2 separate regions of the Mus musculus genome follow, and region 1 is linked to region 2. A link is a loop called in an ENCODE intact Hi-C map of the cell type or tissue named here. Cell type or tissue: left cerebral cortex. All regions are shown on one strand.

Region 1 (2,500 bases), 700 kb before region 2:
GCCCCCACGGTGCATGAGATGCCAGTAAGTGCAAGCCAGGCCTGCCAGGACGAGGGCCATCTGGAAAAGCAGACTTATGAGGAGTCAGAGTTGGGAATCAGCGTCCCACGTTGTAAATGCATGGCACCTCAAATCGAGTTAGGACAAGGCGGGGCAGAGAGATGATAGAATGCAATTTCAAAGCAGAATAGATTGTAGACAGGAAAGTCCAAGTAAACTTGCTTCCACGTTCTCCTCCCCATCAGACAGGCACGCACACCTTTGCCCGGGCACTCGAAGGCCAATTAGTGAAGTCAAGCGTTCATACGAGTGGCAGAACTCCTCGGAAGAGCCTGTCCACGGAAAGAGTCTGTGTTCCAAAATCAGACGCAAGGTGTTTCTGTGGGAAGCAGGAACATGGGAACTGCTGCCCATACCTTCTTAAATACATTCGCCTTGTCTCTGTGTGGGGGTACGCCATGCCACACGTGGTTGGAGGTCAGAGGGCCACGTGTAAGAGCTGGTTCTCCTTTCACCAGGCTTGGTAATAAGTGCCTTTGGTCTCAAGTTAGCCAGGGCTAGTTCTGAATCAGTTCAAAGCTTTGAACTGCCTGCACCTCGAAAGTGCTGGCTTAAAAGATGTGCAGTGCCAGGGCTTTGCAGACGTTAGACGTGGTGATCTGTCCACTGAGCCACACCCCTGGTTTCTGTTCTGCCTTTGTAAAAGGCCACGGAGAAGAAGCTGCTCTTTTCAACAGTGGTGCTTTCACCCAGGTTAGCAGGTCATGGGCCACAAGCCGCGGGTATCAGAGGCAAGCTAGGGGGTAGGTATTCCGTGCTTCTTAGTCCTGTTCTCTGGGGTTGACTTGTCAGCTTTCTGACTCAGTCCACTGCACCCTGTGAGCAACTCTTAGTATTATTCTGTCAGCTACGGCACTGGTGGATATTTATTATTATGGACTGTCAGAATGCATTGACTGTGCAGAGCCAAGAGCGGGCAGGCCCCAGTGCTCAGTGCACAGCTCAGGTATTGGCCATCAGCTCCACCTGCAATACACCATGCAGACAATAGGGGGAGCTGTGTGCATTGGAATGGTATTTGGACACTTTTTTTTTTTTTTTTTTTTTTTTTTCTCAGAGACAGGAGTTCTCTGTGTAAGTAACATCCTTGGCTGTCCTTGAACTCTTTTTGTAGACCAGGCTGGCCTCAAACTCACAGAGATCCGCCTGACTCTGCCTTCCAAGTGCTGGGGTTAAAGGCATGCTCTACCACACCCGGACTTGGACACTATATTTTATGTTCAGTTTCCCAGGAGATCTCAAATTTGCCTCTTGAAAAATGCCTGAAATAATTTCTCTTTGCTTTTCCTGCCAAAGAGAGAAAACATCAGGTGATCTTGGCCCAGGGTGGTCTGAGGACAGGTAGGACACTACTACCTGGTGGAGGTTGGTCTGCACACACCACATGTCCCCCTGTCATCACTGGAGTTCCCGGACTCACAGTGGCCACACTCAGCAAGAACTGAGTGCTGCCGGGAAGTGGTGGCACATGACTTTAATCCCAGCACTTGGGAGGCAGAGGCAGGTGGATTTCTGAGTTTGAGGCCAGCCTGGTCTACAGAGTGAGTTTCAGGACAGCCAGGACTACACAGAGAAATACTGTCTCGAAAAACAAAAACAAAAACAAAACCAACCAACTAAACAAACAAAGAACTGAGTGCTTCCGGCCTCAGCAGGGCAGCCCTTCCCATACACCGGGCTGGTGGTGCATAGTGCCCTTTTTAAAGCACCTGACAGAGGATTTTGGCTCATGGGATAGAAGCTCATTGCTAAGGCTTGGAGGAGTTGACCCTAAAAGGTCTGCATGTTAAAGGCAGGGTTACTAGTGTGTGCTATTGGGGTGTGGGACTTTATAGGAGTTTTCAGGGCTCTGGAGGTGTGTCCTCGAGAGGGATCCTGGGATCCAGCCAGTCCTCTCTCTGCTTTTCTTCATGGCCCATGATGTTTGCTCTTATCACAGTTACCCAGCAACCCCAGCCAAGGGCCAAAGCATTGAGGCTGTATTCATGAACTGGAGCTTCAGAAGTGAGGCCCACATGTGTTCTCTGTCTCTGACTCTCTCTCTCTCTCTTTCTGAGAAATGGTTTTTCTATGTAGACCAGGCTGGCCTCAGTCTCACAGAGACCTGCCTCTTGAGTGCTGGGATTAAAGGTCTGCCCCACCACACCCAACTATTTCTCTTCATAAGTTATAAGTATTTTGGAAGAGTATGGCAGACACTGCTGTAGAGTATTGTGACTACACTCACAGAGAAGGTTGAAGGGTACACAGGCCTAGTGTGGCATGGCTAGCAGGAGTAGACCTCAATGTGTGTGTGTGTGTGTGTGTGTGTGTGTGTGTGTGTGTGTGTGTGTGTGTAGGTCTAACTCTGACCTAACTTCAGGTTAATGATTGCTGTCACACCTAGGCTAGGCATGGAGCTGCGGCATTCAGGTGATCCTGTAACTTCTCTTGCTGTCCA
Region 2 (2,500 bases):
AGATAGAGGGAAGGAAGGAGAGAGGGAGGAAAGCAAAGGGGAGTGAGAGATAAAGGGAAAATAGAAGGGAGGGACAGGGGAAGAGAGGGAAATGGAGGAAAAGAAAGGGAAGAAGGGATGGAGGGAGTGAGAGAGGGAAAGGAGAGGGGGAAAGGGAAGGAAGGGGAAGAGGGGGAGAGGGAGGAAAAGAGGGAAGAAGGGAGTGAGGGAGAGAGAGGGAGAAAAAGGGAGGGAGAGATAACAAGGATATAGAGAGGGAGAGGGGAGGGGGGAAGGGGAGGGAGGGGAAGACAGGAAGAGAAAAGAGAGGGAAGAAGGGATGGATGGAGGCAGGGGGAGAGAAGGAGAGAAGCTATAGTTTCCTCACAGCTCCAAGCTTTCCTCTTACTTGACCTCCTCAGGCAGCTCTGACACTCACTGTTCACCTTTGAGGGTGCATTGGTGCCAGTAGAGTTGCCTTCTTCCAGTAAGCAAGGGATGGTGCCTTTTCCTGGGACCTGGGCCCTCAGCCCCAGTCTTCAAGGTGGGTCTCAAGGCTGGTATCTGAATCCAAACTGCCCTACCTCAGTGCCAGCATTAGAGCCTCTTTACAGCAGTGGTACCTGAAGATCTTCTCCCACGTGACCAGGACTCTTGATATCAGGGCCCTGGGCATGGGGATCCTGTCCTTAGCAGAGATGGGGAAATAGACCCAAGGTTTGCCTCTGCTGCCAATCAAGCACTGGTGATAGGAGCCTAACCTTGCGCATTCCCCAGGTCCTGGTGAATGTTCCAGATGCTACAACCCTGCCGAGCCCTGCTCTTGTCAGCATGGTGAATTGTCTGCCTTGGGACTAGGAGTATTCTAATCATGGGGGGATAGAGTATATTGCAGAGCACAAGGCCTTAGGAGGAACCAGAAGGTCCTGGAAGGAATCAGCCTTGTGCAAATATCTCCAGCAGGGGGCAGTGCTACCCTACATTTGAGAACTGCTGCTGCTGCGGTCAATCTTGGGCCACCCAGGACAGCCTCCACAGCCTCAGACTTTTCATCCATATTAGCACAGCACTCCAGGTAGCTTCTTTGCCCCCAGGGTTCTTCAAGTACTGGCAAGCTGGGCCTTCATCTTCAAGCCCTCAGAGCTTCTCCTGGCATTTCTGAGGGCCTCTGCATCAGCTGACCGTCTGCTTCACTCTCTGGAGTCAGCCAGGATGCACTCCCCTCTGAGCTGCCACCTCTCTTGACTCCCTCAATGCTCTGACCCCCTACCTGCCCGACTTTCCTGACACACATTAGCACTTGCATGGCACTGCTGTCCTCAGGCCCTGAGACAAGGCTAGCCCCATTTGCTCCAAGATGTGCCCACTATACTACCACCACTACACACACTCACGTTAGCACTATTGCTTGCTGATGGGTAGGTCTGTTCTTTCCTTCCCCTTGGCTCCTGGTACTGGGCATAAGACCAGAGAAAGAAAACGGGGGCTTGGTGATATTCCATGCAAACATCATGTGTCCCCAGACCTGAGGCCCTACCCCCACCCTGGCCTCTCAGGTTACACAGGCCTAGAGGCTGGCTCAGCCTGCCGCTGCCTGATTCTACTGCTGATAAACTTATCAAGCCCAGCATCTCTGGTCCAGAGGGACTGCCCTGAGCAGGCATTGCCATGGCAACCAGAGGCAGCAAGGAGGCCTTAGACCAGGTTGCCAAGTGATGCCGGCAAGCAGCCTGGGTCTACTCAGCTGGTGGAGCACTCTGCAGTCCTATGTCCCTGGAGGTGATCAGACCCATGTGCCACCCCAGGGAGACCCCACCCAGACTGGCCTCCCTCAGTGCCTTCTCATCCCGTTAACCGTGGGTCACTAAAACCCAGCACCAAGGGCCCTGAGAACTGTCCTTTCTACAGTTGTTGTCCCCTTGCTCTCTGCCCTAACCTGAAGCCTCTCACAGGGTCCCTTGTCCTTTCTGACTTCTGTAGAAGGGTTAGGACCAACAGAGGACCGACCTAGCTTGTAACGCACGGTGAGTCAGCACCAAGTACAGAAGCCAAGTGGCCACTCCTCAGAGATGACCCTCTTTCCAGACCAAGGAGCGGGCCAGCTTGAGCCTTGGGCACAAAAATTAAATCACAAAAGGGCTGAAGTGGGCTGGCAGAGGGCTGGACTCACGCAGAGGCATCAGGTAGACAGCTCAGCAATTCAGAGACCCTCCAGGTCCCCTACCTTTGGACTGCCAAAAGTCCACATTGAACCTGGGGCTGACACTGGCTCTAGCCAGGGGAAGGCCTGGCTCAGGACAAAGACCCTCTGAGTAAAGAAGAGAAACTGTACCTTGCAAAGTCTCACTAACTGGGGACCTGTGGAAGGAAGGCTATTTCAGGGAACCGAAGTTTTTTGTTTTGGGGTTTTGTTTTTTTCCTCTGTGCCTGAGGAAGTGGGAACAGCAGTATGAAGTCTGGGCTCAGCTTCCCGTTGCCCTCTGCAGCCAAGGGGGAAATACACAGGGTATTTCAGTGAAAC

What was found. Peaks named below come from ENCODE experiments on the same cell type or tissue, not always from the same donor. Only the 100,000 strongest peaks of a DNase experiment are listed, where the experiment ranks them.
Region 1: it touches region 2 in a loop (3-fold over the local background); 2 of 42 quality-filtered maps call a loop at or near these places.

Annotation. Positions count from the first base shown.
Region 1 is chr2:28,462,661-28,465,160 of GRCm38, reverse strand. 1700007K13Rik (RIKEN cDNA 1700007K13 gene) reads left to right here. Exons shown (of 3, transcript NM_027040.1): 2 at 1-24. Among named protein-coding and RNA genes, the nearest start is that of 1700007K13Rik, 2.4 kb to the left of the region's middle. In left cerebral cortex, a CTCF peak has its summit at 1,036; a DNase peak (open chromatin) is centred at 1,034.
Region 2 is chr2:27,763,564-27,766,063 of GRCm38, reverse strand. No RefSeq gene overlaps it. Among named protein-coding and RNA genes, the nearest start is that of Gm39777, 74 kb to the left of the region's middle. In left cerebral cortex, a CTCF peak has its summit at 937 (motif pointing right); DNase peaks (open chromatin) are centred at 951 and 1,632.